Linked DNA regions of Mus musculus: region 2 is linked to region 1. The links are chromatin loops, found by intact Hi-C in ENCODE. Cell type or tissue: gastrocnemius. All regions are shown on one strand. Each heading gives the region's core, and the rest is flanking DNA. Links, peaks and the distances in the headings are about the cores only. Region 1 overlaps Gm34121 (predicted gene, 34121). Region 2 overlaps Nipa1 (non imprinted in Prader-Willi/Angelman syndrome 1 homolog (human)).

What was found. Hi-C counts contacts between places; a loop is a spot of excess contacts. Peaks named below come from ENCODE experiments on the same cell type or tissue, not always from the same donor. Only the 100,000 strongest peaks of a DNase experiment are listed, where the experiment ranks them.
Region 2: a loop joins it to region 1, with 19 times the contacts of the local background. A loop is called at or near these places in 27 of 42 quality-filtered maps.

Annotation. Positions count from the first base shown.
Region 1 is chr7:56,033,343-56,049,921 of GRCm38, reverse strand. Gm34121 (predicted gene, 34121) reads left to right here. Exons shown (of 3, transcript NR_166588.1): 1 at 1-180; 2 at 7,282-7,408; 3 at 9,973-11,084. Among named protein-coding and RNA genes, the nearest start is that of Gm34121, 8.4 kb to the left of the region's middle. In gastrocnemius, for the core only: a CTCF peak has its summit at 7,363 (motif pointing right); a DNase peak (open chromatin) is centred at 7,364.
Region 2 is chr7:55,984,173-55,989,172 of GRCm38, reverse strand. It overlaps Nipa1 (non imprinted in Prader-Willi/Angelman syndrome 1 homolog (human)), which reads left to right. Exons shown (of 5, transcript NM_153578.3): 4 at 3,609-3,769. Among named protein-coding and RNA genes, the nearest start is that of A230056P14Rik, 24 kb to the right of the region's middle. In gastrocnemius, for the core only: a CTCF peak has its summit at 2,343 (motif pointing left); a DNase peak (open chromatin) is centred at 2,342; H3K4me3 peaks cover 387 bases; H3K27ac peaks cover 390 bases.

The DNA.
Region 1 (16,579 bases), core at 4,403-9,402:
GGGACCCGAAGTTGGTAAGGTATTTGCAGCGGGACGAGGTTCTCGAGGCTCCCTGTGCTTTAACGACAGCGTCCTTTTGGCCTTTGAGTCAGTGGACAGAAGAGGAAATTTAAGAAAAAGTAATTGATCCGGGCCTGGTAGTACTCGCCTTTAACCCTGGCACCAGGAAGGCAGAAGCAGGTGAATTCTGGGTTAAGAGACCCTGGGGGAATGGGGGTGCGGGAGTAAGAAAAGAGCAATTAAAATCACACAAAATATGTTCTCTGATCATCATGGAATAATCAAATAACTACAAATAAAACATAACATAATCTTCAAGCATGTGGAAATTAAACTTTTCCATGAGAAGGCAAAGAAAGGACTTAGAACATTTGAAATAGGAACTGGGTGCGATTTGTTGTTTTAAATACGATGGTTCATTTTTTTCCCACGTGTTAGAAGGCAGCAATGAGGGATATGCCACAGTGGTATGGTGGCCCAGTTGCAACGTTAAAATACCTGTCTTTTGTCATCCTTGGTATGTATCTTCAAACTCACTCCCAAGGGTCAAGGGATTTGCCATAGCTCAGACATCACATCTCTGTTTCAAGCAGCAGGAAGCAGTATAAAAGATCCACAGTCTATCACACCTCCCAAAGACTGTGTGACTCTAATTTACTTCTGCTTCAACTCAAAAGTATCTGAACAAGGTTTCAAATTCAACCACATCCAAAATACAGTTAGGGTGGACAGGGCTTTGAACCTGAGGCATGACAGCATAATTACCAGTAGAAGGTAACACCCGAGGAGGCATCTCTGGCCCTTAGGCTCCCTTCTCATGCAAGACACCCTTCGTCCCTCCACATACTGAAGCATGTTTACCTACGTACATTTTTAGAACTGTGTCTGCTAGCTCTAAAAAAACGATGTTTGTAGTCCATTTTGTGTTGCTGTAACAACATGACTGAATAATAAATACAGGCATTTGTACCTCACACTTCTGGAGGCTAAGTCTAAGAGCATAGCACTGGTATCTGGTGACGGCATTTCTGATGTTGCATAGCATGGTATAGAGGCAAGAGAACCCATGTGTGGCAAGAATACACCAAGCAAACACATCATTTTGATCCATGAGGCATAGTCTACTTGACTTGATCACATCTTAAAGGGTCCACCTCCTAATACTGCGACAAAAACTGTAATATTTCAACAGGAGATCTGAAGGGACATTCAAACCATAGTGAGGCAATGTGGTGAAGTGTCTAGGATGGCAGAGGTTTTGTGTGTGTGTGTGTGTGTGTGTGTGTGTGTGTGTGTCTGTGTGTGTTTATTTGTCAATTTGAAGATTGAGGCAGCAGGAAAAGCAAGGTCTCAAAACTCAGCCAAGATTTCTTGAAACCAGAAACACAGAGAGGGAGATAAGAAAGTACAAAATACACAGAGACAGAGTGAGCTACTAGAGAAGGGACCCAAAGATAGTCTCTGTCAGAGGCAAAATCTTCATATGTTTTGCCAATAAGTAGTTCTATCTCTCTAAACTCGCTGGTTTGGGCTATTGCAGGGAAATGTATAATCTAGACAAAGAAAGGGAGGCTGGCTGTTTCTCCATACTGGACACCCTGTTAGTGGGAGATTTGAAATTCTCACTGAACAGTCTCTCTGATAGGAAAAACCCACTAAGTCTTTATCTTGGAGAGGAGAAAGAAAGCAGGCAGTCAGCTATCTTAAATGTTTCAATAGAAAAAATACATTAATATTCCAAGGTCCCCTTTCTCTTGTGCATGTCTACCAGGGAGCTGTCTATCTTCCAGTCCCTCGGGAAGACTGTCCTTGTCAAATTCTTCATAACTTGGCTCCTATCATCTTTAGGATATTTGTGTTTAAGAACATGATAAGGTGAAACTATTCTTTAGTAATTTAATATACATGGCTGAAGAGATAGCTTGGACATTAAGAATATTGGCTACTTTTACAGAGGACCTGGTTTTAGTTTGTAGTAAAATAATCTTGTGTCACACAAAAGAACACATGAATAAAACAAGAGTAGCTCAGCAAGGTGACTTTTTTTTTTTTTCAAAAAAAAAAAGGGTTCTTGAAATCCCAAGCCAGGCATGCCCAAGGTGCTCCCTGTTATGTATCCCTAAATGCAGGTGATGACTGTATCTCATCCCATTATCCCATTGGAAGGAGCCTGACTTCACAACCACATGATTGGTTAATCAGTGCAAAGAGGGAGATTCAGAGAGTATGAGTTCTTGTCACATTAACTACCTTTGAGGTTAGCAAGCATATGCTGACTTTGTGATGTGTTGATTAACGGTAAATTACTGTTAAGTGATGGCTCAAGCATGACTTAAGGTGAGCCCACCTTACTAGGGTTCCAAGACTCATAGACTTGTCTCAACTGGAATGTAAGGCCTTCACCCTGGCAGTGATTCTATTCTCCTGACAAGCAGTCTTCTCTTAATAGAGCTTTACTGCTCTTTTACTGTTCTCCCTCTGAGGAGATAGAATTATTTAAGCGGCAGATTAGAGGTCACACACATGCACACACTTTCTAGACATCTCTGGTTTCTGGCCAAGGTCAAAGTGCCAAGAGAACCAAGGACTGTTTGTGCTTTTTGGCAAGAGAGAAATGTGGGTGTGTGTTTTGTTTTTATATTATTTTTACCCTGGACTGCCCTAGCTAATTTTTTTTTTACCTTTTTAAATTACACACCCTTCCTCTGAAGAAGTGGCACTCACATGAAGAAATTGGGATAATTACCAGTCTGACTATTTTAAGTAGAACGGGCCCATCAGACATGGCAGTCAGGGTATACCTCCAGTGGATCTATCTAAAAGATCCCAAAAGTGTGTTGTGGTAGTTTCATTTGTATAACTATATCTGACTTTTGCTATTTTGCTGCTGCTTTCTTCCACCCTTTCACCCCCTAACTCTACATGAGAGAGAAAAGAGGACCCCTGAATAAAGTCAGGAGTTGGAAAGTCTATTATCAATAGACTATGTTCTCCTGATTATGTGCTTCAAGTTCCTTGGGGTAAGTTTGATCTTCTCCATGGAGATATCGAATTTTTTTCTTGTTGCTGTTTCATCTTTGCATATAACTTCTTAACAAACCGCAACCAACAACAGCCAACAACCACCCACCCTGCCTTTCTGAGTCCTAGCATTATATACCCTCTGGAAAGTCCCCAGAATTCCAAACGTTATACAATCTCAGAAAATATCTGCAGCTGTAAAGTCATGCCTCTGCTACAGCATGAGGCAAATTATAGTCATCTATTATGGACAGTCTGAAGCAGCCCCATACTCCACACCTGGGCTTAAAACAAAAGCACATTCTTATAATATTTCTGTGTTTCTTAAAGAAACCAAAATTCGGGCTGGTGATATGGCTCAGCGGTTAAGAGCACTGACTGCTCTTCCAGAGGTCCTGAGTTCAATTCCCAGCAACCACATGGTGGCTCACAACCATCTGCAATGGGATCTGATGCCCTATTCTGGTGTGTCTGACAACAGCGACAGTGTACTCACATACATGAAAGAAATGAATAAATCCTTTAAAAAAAAAAAAAGAAACCAAAATTCCAGAATTGTCACTGCATATAGGAGACAGGTATAGAGAGGAACTGGAGTTCTTCTCTGGTCCCTGGAAATTGATGTGAGGGAGAACTAAATGCAAAAGTTATTACCCTTATAAGTCCTTGGCAAGGGTCCAGGAGAAGCAAGAAGAGAGGATATGAGCTTTCTTAATCTTTATTTATTTTATGTATATAATACACAATTGCTCTCTTCAGACACACCAGAAATAGGGCATCAGATCTCATTACAGATGTCTGTGAGCCACCATGCGGCTGCTGGGAATTGAACTCAGGACCTCTGAAAGAGCAGTCAGTGCTTTTAACCGCTGAGCCATCTCTCCAGCCCCAGAGTGAATATGTTTTAAATGTCCAAGTCAAAATCCATTAGAATCTTTTGGGGGGGGGGAGTTGAGACAGGGTTTCTCTGTGTAGCCCTAGTTGTCCTGGAACTCACTCTGTAGACCAGGCTGGCTTTGAACTAAGAAACCCGCCTGCCTCTGCCTCCCAAGTGCTGGGATTAAAGGCGTGCACCACCACTGCCAGGCTCCATTAGAATCTCTTGATGGGATATCAAGAGCTCCCAATGTATTGGTTCTTCCTCGTGGACCCAGGATCAGCATTCAGGTCATTTGGAGTAGCTAGAATCAGCATATAAATAGAGGGAAGAAAGAATCTTAGCCATGTTTTAATTTTTATGTTAAAACAATAGTGGGCTGTAGATAAGCGCAGCAATATTCAATATTAAAATATTGAAAGTATTATACCTGAGCAGCATTTTTCTTATCAAGAAGAAATCATTAGCGAGAAATAGCAGTATAAAAAAAATCTCACAAATTAAAGACTGTCTGTGGAGTATAATCCTGGGCAAGCTAGTTCATTTGTGCATTTCTTGTTTCATGATTGACATGGGACCACTCAGCCCACTGGGGCTGGTACCATACTTGGGGATATATAAGAGAAAGGCTGAGTAAGCCATAGGGAGCAAACCAGTAAGCCGCATGCCTCTGTCTTCTCTGCCTCAGTTCCTGCCTGCCTCCAGGTTCCGGCCGTGAGTTTCTACCCTGACTTCTCTACATGATGGACTGTAAGCTGTAAAGCTTTTGATCGTAGAGCTTATCACAACAATAAAAGTGAACTAAGACCGGTCCCTTGAACTGTTGAGGAAACATATCAATCATCATAGCCTTTGGTTACACTTTCCTGAATAAAGCTATTCCTGTTTTAAACCATTCAAATTGGCAAAATACATCTCGTCGTGTCGTCGTCGTCGTCGTCGTCGTCGTCGTCGTCGTCGTCGTCGTCTCGTCGTCGTCGTTGTTGTTACTGTTAAGTCCAGTTGAGAGTTTGGTACTCAGGAATCACTTGGGCTTGAAGTAACTCTCTGCCTCCTCTAGCCTTTCTTGTACCAGTTGTCCTGTCTATGTGAGGATAAGTCAAAGGCCTTGTTTGACCTGGCTGTGGCTTCACTGGGAAGCATCCAGCAATATTTTGCTCTGTGTTATCCTTTGTTGTAGACTGGACACTAGTTAGAGTTCACTGGTGGGCCCTCATGGCGTCCTTAAACAAAAGAACAGGTGATTCCCCCACAGTTACAGGTCATTTTGAGAAATGCCCCATAGTTCCCTGGGACCTAGTTGACTTTGGGGGGGGGGGGCAAGGAAAAATATTCAACCTTATTAATCCTTCTGATGACATTAGTATTGGTCTCTAAATAGAGTAATTGAATGCGCAGAAGATCAGTTCTTATACCAGTCTGGTACTTTTTTAAGATTTATTTTTATTTTAATTATGTGTATGTCAGTGTGTCTGTGTATGCGTATGTGCTTGTCAATACGAGTGCATGAAGCAGCCAGAGGCATTAGATCTCCCCAGAGTTGGAGCCACAAGCAGTGAATTGCCTGGGATGGGAGTTGGGCACTGAACCATGGTGCATGCTCATGACTGCTGTGACATCTCTCCAGCCACCAGTCTAGGACTTTTCACTATGTGTAATATTAGATTAAGCGAGGGTAAAAACAAAAAGGAAAGCTTTTAGATAAACTTTGATTAGATCTATATTTAAACAGAGATCTCAAATGAATATTTTTGAACTTAGAAATTTTAGCATGACACACGAATTCTCAGTTTTTACATATCTTTGTGTGACTTGCTATTTTCAGTTCTGGGAGAAAATAATTATTCAGCCATCCTAATCTTTATCAATAGTCAGTGAGCCCAGCTGTGACAATCTTTTGTGAGCAGACACAGATGTTCTTATTGATGTACCAATCTTTTATAAGCAGATATAGAGGTTCCTAGGTACCTGGTAGTTATTTGGCCCACATGCTATTGTTGTACAATACTGCCTTAAGAAAAGAGGGCTGAATCCAAACTCCACAGTAGGGCAATGCAATAAGTACCTGTGTGCATACTGTTCAACTGTGGAGCTTTGTAAGGTCCCAAGCAAACCTTCCAGAAAACAGAAGGCAGGAACAAAATAACTCTCTTTGTTCCTTGTACAGTCCAGAGAATTATCTCCTGTAACCATTCGTTTGGTTCTGAATGAGCACAAGTAGCCAATAGAGAACTGGATCACACAGTACACCACCATCCAGTTGATGTGTACAGCAGCCAGCAGAACTCAGCTAAGAACGCCCTGGAAAGCCTATGATGCTCAAGTCAAAGAACTTGGAGGAGATGGCATCAACTGCTTCTTTCTCCCTAGTGTGCCCACATCACTGTAACTGGAAAATAAACGCAGAATTAGCAGGCCCTGTGGGACAGAAACAGATATAGAACAAAGGAGTCACAGGGAGGAAAAGAAAATTCTGTCCCGATTAGAGAAAAACAGGCTTGGAGACATTGGGAGAAAGTTTGGGTGTTAAGACCCAGCATAGCCTTCATTCCCAGCATCCCAATCAAGAAGACTGATTTTTCTTTGCTTCCTACTCTAACTCCTGGCTGTCTCAGGTGGGATGTATACTCTTCCAAGTTTTCCCCTGGGCTGCCGAAAAGTCATACCAGCCTTCCAAGTCAGCCATTTCTGTCAGCTCTCTTTGGTAACTGGATACTGTTAGGGGCACAGGGCTCAGAAAACTCTCAAGTTTCTCCTCTAGAAACCAGTAGATAAATAAACTATATAGTTTTTTATTTAAAATGAATATATATTCATATATATACATATATGTGTATATATATATATATATATATATATATATATATATATATATATATATACATACATACATATATCCCTGCCTCCTTAGTCTGATATAAAAATATTTTGGCTTTATTACTTGGCAATAGAGGTCACTTTGGAGTCTCAGCTTGGGCTTTGAATTTCCATGATCTCATTAGGCATCCAGGAAAGTAAAACCCACGAGGCAGAGGGGGGTGTGAAAATGGAATTGGGATATGTGACTGAATGCCTGAGGTGCATGACATTCTAGGGGTGTAGTTATACCCTGAAGGCTCAGTGGTACTAGGAAATTATATAGACGCCACCATTTTGGTCCAAGGTATGCAGCTTCATTAACCAAGGTAGCAGTGAAGTAACACAGCTGCCAACACCTTAATGATCTCACTCTCCAAAACAGAAGTCAAACCACATGGCTGTTGCCACCATAATGGCATCACTAACCAAACATTTGTTTTAGATTGGCACAGATATAGGAGGAAAAATTGTAATGGTGAGTATCAAGCAACTTCTGTTTGGATCACCTTTTTACCTCTCTTCAGCTCCTAGACACAAGCTGCTGCTAGGAAAGGAATCCATCCATTAAGAGCAAAAGTAACGAAAGGTGAGCACTGGGCCTATAGGTGGCGCTGTTGCTCCGGAGCACATGAAGAAACTGAGTAGGAGAAGGTGAGTTTACTAAATGCCATCTTGTCACATCTGAGAACCTAGTAGGCTAAAACTAGACAGATCTATGACCCTGCGTTTTGACTGGAATTTAAAGCTAAAATTGACTTACGGAAAATAGTTAATCCTGATTTAAAACCTTAGCAGTCTTGTGTGGTGGTTTTACTCAGTTAGAAAAGGAACTGCGCCGGGCAGTGGTGGCGCATGCCTTTAATCCCAGCACTCAGGAGGAAGAGGCAGGTGGATTTCTGAGTTTGAGGCCAGCCTGGTCTATAGCGTGAGTTCCAGGACAGCCAGGGCTACACAGAGAAACCCTGCCCTCCCCCTCCAGAAAGAAAGAAAGAAAGGAAGGAAGGAAGGAAGGAAGGAAGGAAAAAAGGAAGAAAGAAAGACAAAGAAAAAGAAAGAAAGACAGACAGAAAAAGAAAGGAAGGAAGGAAGGAAGAAGAGGAACCATAAGTGGTGTTCCCCTAAGTCTTATCAAGTCTCCCAAACTCTCTGGGAACATGATAGAGAGGGAAAGAAAGGAGAATCCTGTGTGTAGAGAGAGAAGATAGGCACTTGGGTTGTAGAAGTCTCTTCCCAGTGTTCAATCTCTCCTTATTTGAGGCACGAGGGGTATATTGAATGAGGTGGAGAAGCCTCTGGACCCCCCTATCTGGAAGTTTCTGTTTCCCCAAAGATCTTTTTATCTAAATTATTTCTCTTCCTGGCTTCACAAGAGTTAGCCTATCAGTGGTTTCCTTTTCCCTTAACAGAGGTCTCTTCCAGGCTGATGGCCGATCTCAGTCCCTCTAATGGAGGTGTCTTGCATTCTAAATCTGAATGTTTCATCTGTCTCCAACTAATTCACATGTAGGGTGTTGTCCTGTCTTGCCTGCTTTTAGCCATTGCCTTTTCAGAAGTCCCCAGTGGCCCAGGAGCTATGAACAGGACTCCACATTTTCTTTATGGCAGTGGTACCTCTCATTTCCTCTCTTACCCAACTTCCACCACCAAGCAGTGCTCTGCCATTCTAGGTGATTCTTATCTTGTTATTCTGCCCAAGTGACCTGGCCATTGAGGTATTCTCTGGGGCGCTCCCCACATTGCTGAGAATCATTCTAACTTGGGATTACTACTTACTAAGAGAGTATAGTTCGCTCATGACCTTGGGAGCTACAGCAATGAGGTATGGAGCATGACTTCTTCAAGGTTAGGAATATGAACACATTCATAAATGAATTAAAAATATAGGAAAAGCTCCCAAATTGTGGGAAAGAAAAAAATCTTGGTGTTGCACAAAGAAACACATGAACAAAGCAAAAAGGCCCTTTCCCCCCAACCCCCAAAATTGGTTCTCTGGAACCCTAAAGAAGCTAGTAAGCAGACATAACTAAGATGACCTCTGGTGTTCATTCCTAGTGCAGGTGATGACACTAACTTAGCCAATTGATGGGTGCCAGGCTTCACGGTCTAAAGTGATTGGCTAATTGGTGCAAAGAGAAAGGGTTGTTCAGGTGATATAATCCTTTGTCATACTAACTTTTATAGAAAATAAAAATTCTCAGACATTTCCAGCATCCACTGTCAGCTCCCAAGTGTAACTCAACTTACGAGGGATGCAGCACCCTAAGATGACTAAAAGACTAATGATTCAAGATTGAGACCCCCACGTAGTCCCTTCATTCAGCTCTCTCTCTCTTAGTCAAATATAGTTCCCATTATTTAATACCCTGAATTTAGCAGATCCACTATCGTGATCTGTTCTTTTCACCCCCAATCCTTTCTCTCTTCTCTCTCTTTCACTTTTCTTATTAAAACTTTCCAAAGACCACATGTTGACCTTATTTGCAGGGTCTTTTTGTCTCAGCCTTCTAAGAGTGAAGACTATGCTAGACTATCTGATTATATTTTTTTAATCTCTTCCCATTCTTGCTCTTCTTAGCCAAAATTTTGTCAACACTCCACCCATATAATACATTTTTCTAGTTTGATTTTCTGTTGCTATGATAAAATAATCCAGCTATCAGGGTTGTCCAAGAGACTCCCAAAACATTGCAGGCTATGACTATTGCTCTTAGCTGCCAACCACACCTAGAGATGAAAGGTAAGTCCCTATTGCTGAAGACACCATGCACTTCAGATGCAGAGCTCTGAGGACCCTGAGCTAGAACTGACATGAATGCCTTCTTCCTGAAGACTAGCTGACTAGCTTTCATAGTAGCAGAAGGCACCATGTAAACTTCCAAAGGAGGGAAGCAACCAAGAGTCCTACCCATCAGTGACACCTGTGAACCATAACAATGATCAGCGTGGTTCAACAATAGGAGAAGCCTAAGGGTGTAATAGTGGCGTGGTATGCATGTCTTGGCAGTGACCAACAACTCTCAAATTGTTCTTAGGACCCATTCCATGAGAAAGGAATGATAATTAGCCAAGGCTAGTGAAGTTATGTTTTAGAGAAGAACCTACAACTAGTACTTTACTAAAACAACATAACTACTAACTACATTCTAAATATTTGTCCCTATACCCACAGGTAAATGTCATCCTCATCCCTCATCAAAGAAAACTTCTCTTTGCAGCAGATGGAGACCATTGCAGAAAACCACAGCCTATCAAAGTGCAGAGTTGTGCAACACAGTCCCAATGGATACATCTACAAAACAACTCCTGCATCCAGTGCTCAGAGAACATTGTGGAGGAAGCGGGAGAAAGACTGTAAGAATCAGAGGATCACGGAGTTTGCTTTGAGATGCTGTTCAGTAGGAATGATAGAAGCGACACCTGTAACTTCTCACCAACGTGGCTGCCTAAACATAAGCTGAACCAGAGCAATAGCAACAGACATGCCAACGTGGGTGAGGGAAAACCCATGAAGCCTCAACTATACATAAAGAACTACAGGCAACTCAGGATCCTGACAGTCTTCCCTAGGGGAAAACACACCAATTAGTTATCCAGTACCAAATGATCAACCCTGAATATATGCATATGAGTGACATGATATAGATTGATCAGATTATATTTAGGAGTATATATGTATATACATATATGAATGGAATAACAATTAATTAAAAAGCCATAAATTTGAAAGAGAGCAAAGACAGGGTATCTGGGAGGGTTTGGAAAAAGGAAAGAAAAGAGGGAAATGATGTAATTATAATCTAAAAAACCAAAGTAATTTTAAAGGCATGCATCTGTATTCAGCCCCTTTGAATGATTATGACTGTCCTATGAGCCTAGAACTCACATGCATTTTCCTGACTTCTATCATTAGAATAAGTTCATCAAGATCATGAAAAAACACCGGGTGTAGTGGTGCACGCCTTTAATCCCAGCACTCGGGAGGAAGAGGCAGGCAGATTTCGGAGTTTGAGGCCAATCTGGTCTACAAAGTGAGTTCCAGGACAGCCAGGGCTACACAGAGAAACACTGTCTCGAAAAAAAACAAAACAAAAACAAACAAACAAATAAAAAAGATCATGAAAAAGTATGCTTTTTAAAAAGATTGTATTAAATATATAAGTTGACTTTTAGAAGAATCAACATGTTAACTTGTCATTTTTTTTTAATCATAATGAAAAGAAATAGCTTCTTGTCAGTCTATTTAAAGCCTGCTTTGGAACTGTTGGTAATTTTCATTAAATGTACTTTACATAATAAAAATTTCATTTTCTTGATTTAAAACTAAAAACAACCACTCTGGCCATAAGCAACATAAGAAGGTTTGTCTTACACTTCCAGGTCGCCATCTGTCATTGAGGAAAGTCATGGCAGGAACTGAGATAGAAATGGTGGGGAAATGCAGCTGACTGCCTCACTTTCGGCTAGCTTTCTTCTTCTTTTTTTTTTTTTTTTTCTTTCAGAAATCCGCCTGCCTCTGCCTCCCAAGTGCTGAGATTAAAGGCACCACCACACCCGGCCCTGCAGCTAGCTTTCTTATCCAACTGTCAGGGCTAGTTTTATGTCAAAAAAAAAAAAAGTGGTCAAGCAAGCAATGATAAGCAAGTAACATTCTTCCATGGCAGAGAGGCAGAGACTCATGACTTGTCAATGTGCTGGGGACAAGTGGATGCTGAGTGTTAGGCCTTAAAGAAGATGTTTATACCACACACACACACACACACACACACACACACACAAACATACACGCAAACACACAAAGACATATGCATACACACATGCACACACACACATTCATACACACACACAAACACACAAAGACATATGCATACACACATGCACACACACACATACATACACACACACAAACACACAAAGACATACACATGCATATACACATGCACGCACACATACATACATACACACACACAAACATACAAAGACATACACGTGCATACACACATGCACACACACATGCACACATACATACACACACACACACACACATACATACACACACACACACACACACACACACCAGGCTTGGGAAGCATTGTGGCAGGGAGGACAGCTAAGGAAGGCTATGTTAAATGCGTGACATGGCTCTGGCACTCAAGAACTCACTACAGATCTTCAGCTCCAGACAGCCGGCCACCTTCCTGGTGAGAGCACGGGGGTCTGCCCGGCCTGAGAGGTTTGTGGCACAGGCGCCGGCGGGAGCCTTCTTGGCTCCGGGACTCCGTGGAGGGCAGGCTGCACGGGTGACCGTGTGGAATACAGAGTGCCAGCCGTTTCTAGGACGGGCGAGAGTCGCAGAGCTTCTGGGCGGCGCCATCTTCAGCTCCAGACAGCCGGCCACCTTCCTGGTGAGAGCACGGGGGTCTGCCTGGCCTGAGAGGTTTGTGGCACAGGCGCCGGCGGGAGCCTTCTTGGCTCCGGGACTCCGCGGAGGGCAGGCTGCACGGGTGACCGTGTGGAATACAGAGTGCCAGCCGTTTCTGGGACGGGCGAGAGTCGCAGAGCTTCTGGGCGGCGCCATCTTCAGCTCCAGACAACCAGCCACCTTCTCGGCAAGAGCCACAGAGCTTCTGAAGCAGTGCCATCCTCAGCTCCAGACGGCCGGCCTCCTTCCGGACAAGAGCCACAGAGCTTCTCAGGCGGCGACATCTTCGACTCCAGACAACTGGCCACCTTCCTGGCCAAAGCAACACAGCTTCTGGGAAAGATCCTGTTTTGGGCCTTCACCTTCAGCCAGGAGGAGGTCCAAACACCAGATAACTGTACACCTTCCCTGAAAGAGGAGAGCTTGCCTACAGAGACTGCTCTGACCACTGAAACTCAGAGAAGAGAGCTTGTCTCCCACGCCTGCTGATAGAGGGTAACAAAATCAACAGAGGAACAATCTCTTAACAAAGACAACTATAACAACTAACTCCAGAGATTGCCAGATGGCGAAAGGTAAACGTAAGAATCCTACTAACAGAAGCCAGGACCACTCACCAATATCAGAACCCAGAACGCCCACTTCGCCCAATCCAGGACACCCTAACACACCTGAAAAGGTAGACCTGGATTTAAAAGCATATCTCATGATGATGGTAGAGGACATAAAGAAGGAATTCAATAACTCACTTAAAGAAATACAGGAGAACACTGCTAAAGAGTTACAAGTCCTTAAAGAAAAACAGGAAAACACTGCTAAAGAGTTACAAGTCCTTAAAGAAAAACAGGAAAACACAACCAAACAGGTAGAAGTCCTTATAGAAAAACAGGAAAACACATCCAAACAGGTGATGGAAATGAACAAAACCATACTAGACCTAAAAAGGGAAGTAGACACAATAAAGAAAACCCAAAATGAGGCAACGCTGGAGATAGAAAACCTAGGAAAGAAATCTGGAACCATAGATGCCAGCATCAGCAACAGAATACAAGAGATGGAAGAGAGAATCTCAGGTGCAGAAGACTCCATAGAGAACATCGGCACAACAATCAAAGAAAATGGAAAATGCAAAAAGATCCTAACTCAAAACATCCAGGAAATCCAGGACACAATGAGAAGACCAAACCTACGGATAATAGGAGTGGATGAGAATGAAGATTTTCAACTCAAAGGACCAGCAAACATCTTCAACAAAATTATTGAAGAAAACTTCCCAAATCTAAAGAAAGAGATGCCCATGAACATACAAGAAGCCTACAGAACTCCAAATAGACTGGACCAGAAAAGAAATTCCTCCCGACACATAATAATCAGAACACCAAATGCACTAAATAAAGATAGAATACTAAAAGCAGTAAGGGAAAAAGGTCAAGTAACATATAAAGGCAAGCCTATCAGAATTACACCAGATTTTTCACCAGAGACTATGAAAGCCAGAAGAGCCTGGACAGATGTTATACAGACACTAAGAGAACACAAATGCCAGCCCAGGCTACTATACCCAGCCAAACTCTCAATTACCATAGATGGAGAAACCAAAGTATTCCACGACAAAACTAAATTCACCCATTATCTCTCCACGAATCCAGCCCTTCAAAGGATAATAACAGAAAAAAACCAATACAAGGACGGGAACCACGCCCTAGAAAAAACAAGAAGATAATCCCTCAACAAACCTAAAAGAAGACAGCCACAAGAACAGAATGCCAACTTTAACAACAAAAATAACAGGAAGCAACAATTACCTTTCCTTAATATCTCTTAATATCAATGGACTCAATTCCCCAATAAAAAGACATAGACTAACAGACTGGCTACACAAACAGGACCCAACATTCTGCTGCTTACAGGAAACCCATCTCAGGGAAAAAGACAGACACTACCTCAGAGTGAAAGGCTGGAAAACAATTTTCCAAGCAAATGGTCTGAAGAAACAGGCTGGAGTAGCCATTCTAATATCGGATAAAATCGACTTCCAACCCAAAGTTATCAAAAAAGACAAGGAGGGACACTTCATACTCATCAAAGGTAAAATCCTCCAAGAGGAAATCTCAATTCTGAATATCTACGCTCCAAATGCAAGGGCAGCCACATTCATTAAAGACACTTTAGTAAAGCTCAAAGCACACATTGCACCTCACACAATAATAGTGGGAGACCTCAACACACCACTTTCATCAATGGACAGATCGTGGAAACAGAAACTAAACAGGGACACAGTGAAACTAACAGAAGTTATGAAACAAATGGACCTGACAGATATCTACAGAATATTTAATCCTAAAACAAAGGGATATACCTTCTTCTCAGCACCTCACGGGACCTTCTCCAAAATTGACCATATAATTGGTCACAAAATAGGACTCAACAGATACAAAAATATTGAAATTGTCCCATGTATCCTATCAGACCACCATGGCCTAAGACTGATCTTCAATAACAACATTAAGAATGGAAAGCCAACATTCACGTGGAAACTGAACAACACTCTTCTCAATGATACCTTGGTCAAGGAAGGAATAAAGAAAGAAATTAAAGACTTTTTAGAGTTTAATGAAAATGAAGCCACAACGTACCCAAACCTTTGGGACACAATGAAAGCATTTCTAAGAGGGAAACTCATAGCTCTGAGTACCTCCAAGAAGAAACGGGAGAGAGCACATACTAGCAGCTTGACAACACATCTAAAAGCTCTAGAAAAAAAGGAAGCAAATTCACCCAAGAGGAGTAGACGGCAGGAAATAATCAAACTCAGGGGTGAAATTAACCAAGTGGAAACAAGAAGAACTATTCAAAGAATTAACCAAACGAGGAGTTGGTTCTTTGAGAAAATCAACAAGATAGATAAGCCCTTAGCTAGACTCACTAGAGGGCAAAGGGACAAAATCCTAATCAACAAAATCAGAAATGAAAAGGGAGACATAACAACAGATCCTGAAGAAATCCAAAACACCATCAGATCTTTCTACAAAAGCTTATACTCAACAAAACTGGAAAACCTGGACGAAATGGACAAATTTCTGGACAGATAGCAGGTACCAAAGTTGAATCAGGATCAAGTTGACCTTCTAAACAGTCCCATATCCCCTAAAGAAATAGAAGCAGTTATTAATAGTCTCCCAGCCAAAAAAAGCCCAGGACCAGATGGGTTTAGTGCAGAGTTCTATCAGACCTTCAAAGAAGATCTAATTCCAGTTCTGCACAAACTATTTCACAAGATAGAAGTAGAAGGTACTCTACCCAACTCATTTTATGAAGCCACTATTACTCTGATACCTAAACCACAGAAAGATCCAACAAAGATAGAGAACTTCAGACCAATTTCTCTTATGAATATCGATGCAAAAGTCCTTAATAAAATTCTCGCTAACCGAATCCAAGAACACATTAAAGAAATCATCCATCCTGACCAAGTAGGTTTTATTCCAGGGATGCAGGGATGGTTTAATATACGAAAATCCATCAATGTAATCCATTATATAAACAAACTCAAAGACAAAAACCACATGATCATCTCGTTAGATGCAGAAAAAGCATTTGACAAGATCCAACACCCATTCATGATAAAAGTTTTGGAAAGATCAGGAATTCAAGGCCCATACCTAAACATAATAAAAGCAATCTACAGCAAACCAGTAGCCAACATCAAATGGAGAGAAGCTGGAAGCAATCCCACTAAAATCAGGGACTAGACAAGGTTGCCCACTTTCTCCCTACCTTTTCAACATAGTACTTGAAGTATTAGCCAGAGCAATTCGACAACAAAAGGAGATCAAGGGGATACAAATTGGAAAAGAGGAAGTCAAAATATCACTTTTTGCAGATGATATGATAGTATATATAAGTGACCCTAAAAATTCCACCAGAGAACTCCTAAACCTGATAAACAGCTTTGGTGAAGTAGCTGGATATAAAATTAACTCAAACAAGGCAATGGCCTTTCTCTACACAAAGAATAAACAGGCTGAGAAAGAAATTAGGGAAACAACACCCTTCTCAATAGTCACAAATAATATAAAATATCTCGGCGTGACTCTAACTAAGGAAGTAAAAGATCTGTATGATAAAAACTTCAAGTCTCTGAAGAAAGAAATTAAAGAAGATCTCAGAAGATGGAAAGATCTCCCATGCTCATGGATTGGCAGGATCAACATTGTAAAAATGGCTATCTTGCCAAAAGCAATCTACAGATTCAATGCAATCCCCATCAAAATTCCAACTCAATTCTTCAACGAATTAGAAGGAGCAATTTGCAAATTCATCTGGAATAACAAAAAACCTAGGATAGCAAAAACTCTTCTCAAGGATAAAAGAACCTCTGGTGGAATCACCATGCCTGACCT
Region 2 (5,000 bases), core at 1-5,000, 56 kb after region 1:
AAACACTACAGAAATCAAAACCTGGATTATGGCCAGGTATACAAATTGATAAAAATAGGATTGGGATTTCAGAGATACACTGATAGTCTTACAATTATTTCTTACCAGAAATACTGAACTAACTCTATAAGAAAGACTAGGCTTTCTAAAAACTGTGCTGAAGGGCTGGGGCGGTAGCTCATGTGTGTCCACTTTTGCCACGTCGACTCAGCATTGTTCTGAGCACATGCAAGCTCCTAAGCTTGACCCCAGCACTGCCAGAATGGAGAAAGAAACCAAATGGGGCCAACAAACAGGCTGACATTGGCATGCAAATATTCAAAGTTGTTGCTTTTATCTCACCACACAAAAAGGAACTCAAAATCTGTCCAAGAGCTAAAACTGGCAGACTCCTAGAAAAAAAAAACAACAACAGTTTAAGTCACTATAATTTTTAATCAGGGAATGGGCTATTTAAGTATGATACCAGAATCACATGAAGAAAAAATAAACTATATACCAAACTTAAAATGTCTATTCTGCAGAGAAATGAAGGTTGGAGGGAGACTTGATTGGGATGTCCAGGGTGAGTGGCAGGAAGGAGTTGGGGTAGACCTAATCAAGGTGCATTGTATCTTGTATGAAACTGATAAAAAGAATAAATTTAAAATAACCAGTGGTCTAGTGCGAAGACTCGGCAGGTAGAGATATCTTTACTGCCATCAGGTTTGCTGCCAGACCTGGTGGATGACCTCCGTTCACTCCTAGAGTCCACATTAAGTAAACAAACTTCCCTAAGTTGTCCTCTGACCTCTAACATAATGCGGACTATAGAATTTTCGCGTACACACACATACACAACACATGAATAAACATTTTAAACACTATGTTCCAGAAACTGCCATCAAGAAAAGAACATTCAGAATAGGGAAAAAAAAAGTCTCAAATTATGTGTACGATAAGGAACTTGTACTTCCGTATATAAGACTTATAAGTCATCAATAACCAACTCTTTTTTTAATAACCAACTTTTACGTGTGGCTATTGCATTCTGGTCTTTTGCAGTGGGGTGGGAGGTGATCTGGCCTTGTGACCCAGGCTCATTATCTTTCCGCTTTTGTTTATGGCAGGCCCTTTCAACCATGGCACAGTCTGATGGCTGTCCCAGGTGAACCTAGCTCTGGTTTTTGTTCTGTGACCCTCCCCCTTGTGTTCATGATTCTTTGGGCAGCAACATAGACCCCTACCTTTATTACTTTTCTATTGCTGTGGCAAAGCACCTTGATCAAGGCAACTTATAAAGCAAAAAGTGTTCACTTTGGCTTACAGTTTCAGAGGGTGAGAGTCCACAATGGCAGAGCAAAGGGACAGCTGCAGAGTTTGTTGGTTGATCCATAAGCAGGGGGCAGAGACAGCACTGGAAATGGTTCCAGCCTTTTGAAACCTCAAAGCCCTCCACCAGTCTCACACTTCCTCCAGCAAGGTCACACCCCTAATCCCTTTCCAAACAGTTCCACCAACTAGGGATCAAGTAGTCAAAAATATGAGCCCTGATTTAAGATATAGGCATGTTTTTGCCATGGTTTTCTCATTATATTATCTCAGCAATGCAGTTTACTTTCCAAACTGGATGACTAGGCCTCCTTTAGGGCGAAACTGTAGGTACAGTATAGTATAGTATACTGTGTTGACTTCACACAAAGTAGTATAAGACAGGAGGTGGGAACTATGTGCAGGTATTCAGAAAATGATAGCCCCAGGTGTGGTGTGTTGACAGGGTGAGCCTTCCAACTCTGGTCGCTAACCTGTGCCTTCTTACCCCTGGTCTGTCTAGTCATCTTCCATTCTCTTTGTTTAACAAAGTACAAGTTAAGGATTTCTCAGTTCACTTAGTATATTTCTTCCAAAGTAGATGTAATCTTAATTTACACTTACTAATAACCCCCTCCCAGTATTGAATAACTAGGAAAGGCGAGCCACTGACCGAGAGAGAGTCTAGAGTCGAGCATCATCACCTTACTCAGGCACCTGTTAAGGGCATCTGAAAAAATCAACTGATTCTCTGCAAAAGACAAGTTTTTTTTGTTCCTCAGTTACTGTGGCTCAAGGCTACCTCCTCCCAGGGCTGAGAGGAGCCCTGCTCATCCACTTCTTCAGTCTTGCCCTGCAGCCACATACCTCTCTCTCATCCCCTGGGAAGGCAACGTTTAAGTTCTAACCATATAGCCTTAATTTTATTTATTTATTTTTCTGGTTTTGTTTGTAAGTATTTTTAATTAATTTTTTTAGTTGGGACCCAGAGTGATGGGTTTCATTATGACCTTTCATGCACTTGGTTCTTTCTCTACCCACTGCTGCCCTCTCCTGGCCGCTTTCTGCTTGCTGTTTGCTTGGATTCCCCAAGGCAGCCCCCTCCCTTCTGCCCGTATGGAACCGTATTTTATTACGGTTCCAGTTCCCTCTTCGAAGCCTCGCTTTAGACCTCTGCCTTCCTTTTCTGATGACTCACTTTCCCAGTAACATCGCAGGCTGGAAACTATGTTAATGCCCAGCCATTGACAAGACATTTATGATGTGAACTGCCTGAGTGTAGTGGCTCATGGGAGACTAAAGCAGAGGCCAGCCGGGACTACACAGTGACGTTCTGTCTCGTTTAACTTTGTTTCCCTAAAAAATACAAATGATAATACACACTAGATGATTTTGGGTACTTTTTTCCCCTGTCAACTGTCTATTATCAGTTCATTTCAGCAAGAATAAGGGACATTTCTCCTGCTTCTTCATTAGCTTGTAGCCTTAGTTTCTATGTGGATCCTGTCTGGGGACTATTGGTCAAAGTAAATAATCCAGTATAACCATGAACCATTGCATCCTGTTCTTGGATGGTCATGTCCTCTGAATATCTTCGGTATTAATAACAGCACAATAGGAATGACCTAGTGGAAGCCCATTTTTCCCCATTCAGGTTGGATGCTGATGTTGTAAAGGGAAAAGAGATGAACACACTGATACCTACACATTTCCTGTATTTGAAGAAATAGTGCCAGATCTTTTAAGTTTTGAATGTTAGTGAGAAGTAACCATTCTGTATTCCTTCTTCCATACTTCAGTTGCTGTTAGCATTTCTGAATTTATTTATTTGTTTATTTATTTATTTATTTATTTTGTGTCTATGTGTGTTATTTGTTTTTTTTTTTTAAGTAAAGAAGAAATTTTTTGGTCAATAATAAAATTTCCTCTTCTCATATATTTTATATCTATATGATAATTAAAACTATTCCATGATATGAGTTACGATGTTACAATCTACATATTGGTTATACATGAAAATGTATAAAAACCCAATTGTGCTGAAAAAAAAAACTTCAATAAATATCTAATGGGAAAGTTCGTTTTTCTCTTTGTAAAAAGTGAATGCTGGGCAGGATGTACATGGTGCTCAGTGTTAAAGCATACACAGGGCCCTGGATTTGATTCCCAGTGCTAAAATACAAATAAAAACATTAAAAAAAAAACAATGAAAATAAAATACACCTATTAAAAAAGTATGAATCTTCTAGATAAAGTATCTTCAACTAGTAAAAACAAGTTTGACTTAAACTATAATGATTTCTTTTCCTTAATTGAAGGTCCATTTTAGCTTCTTACCTTCTGAAGGAAAAGCTCAACATCTTGGGCAAGTTGGGCTGTCTGCTAAGCTGCGCAGGTTCTGTCGTGCTGATCATCCATTCCCCGAAGTCTGAGAGTGTGACCACGCAGGCCGAGTTGGAGGAGAAGCTGACCAATCCAGGTAACTCGTTCTTAGCAGAGCGGGTGGCTCGGTGTGTTTCCTGGGGAAGCCAGACAGCTCATACTACCACTCTGTCGTGATGATTTCCGGCAGGGCAGGGGTACAATGTCTACTCCGATTTAGACCATGATTGGCTGTCCATTTTATGTGTGTACATCAGCTGGCTGTGAGGACATGCCAAACCCAATTTTCAGAGGTACTCTTAAGTTTGGTTTGATTACGTGGAGACCTCATATTTCATGAAGCTAGTTAAGACCTTTTTTCCCTTTGGTATTTTATGTCTGTTGTCTTAGTTACTTTTCTGTTGCTGCAACAAAACACCATGGACATGATAGCTTATGAAACAAAACATTTACTTGGCCTCATGGTTTCAGAGCTTGTGGTTAAGAGTCTGTGATGATGGAGCAAAGGAATGTTGACCAGAACGGCTGAGAGCTCACGGGCTTGATCCTCCACAGGCAGGAGGCTCAGAGACAGCAATGGGGCTCGCATAACTTATTTGAAACCTCAAAGCGTGCCAGCAAGTGACACAGCTCCTCCAATGAGGCCACTCTTTTCTTTTAACCCTTCTCAGATAATTCTACCAACTGGTGATCAAGTATTAAAATATACAAACCTGTGGGGGGAGGTCATTTTCATTCAAACCATCATCTCTGCGAACATTTCACATTTTAATATTTCCTTATTCTCATAAAGTTTGTATTTTCTGAGTATGAGAATAAAGACAAAGGCGTTAAAAAGTTGACAACTCTGCTGTGAACTAGGCAAGGGTGCCCCGAAAGGTTCATGCGATTTCCAGAGGAGCAGATCTATAAGTTATCTTTCCCCAAGCCAGGAATGGAACTTCGGCCTATGCAGGCTAAGTAAGCCTTGCCCCTCTGAGCCCTATTCCCAGCCCCCTTACTTGTGATGGGTGTGAATGTTCCCACTTATTTATCCATTTGTAACTTATATATGTATAACTATGCTATATTATTTTTATCTTTGATATGCCTCTGTACACATGAGTACAGGTGCCCTTGGAGGTGAGAGGTGTCACACTGTCCTTGAACTGCAGCTTCACGCAGTTGTGAGCTGCTCCATTTGGGTACTGGGACAAACTTGGGTCCTCTGCAAAGGCAGTATGAGCTTTGAACTGCTGGTCTCTCTCTCTCCAGCCTTATGTATAATTAACTTGAAAGTATTAAGAACATGTAAAATATAAAATCACATGATTCTGACTTTTTTATTA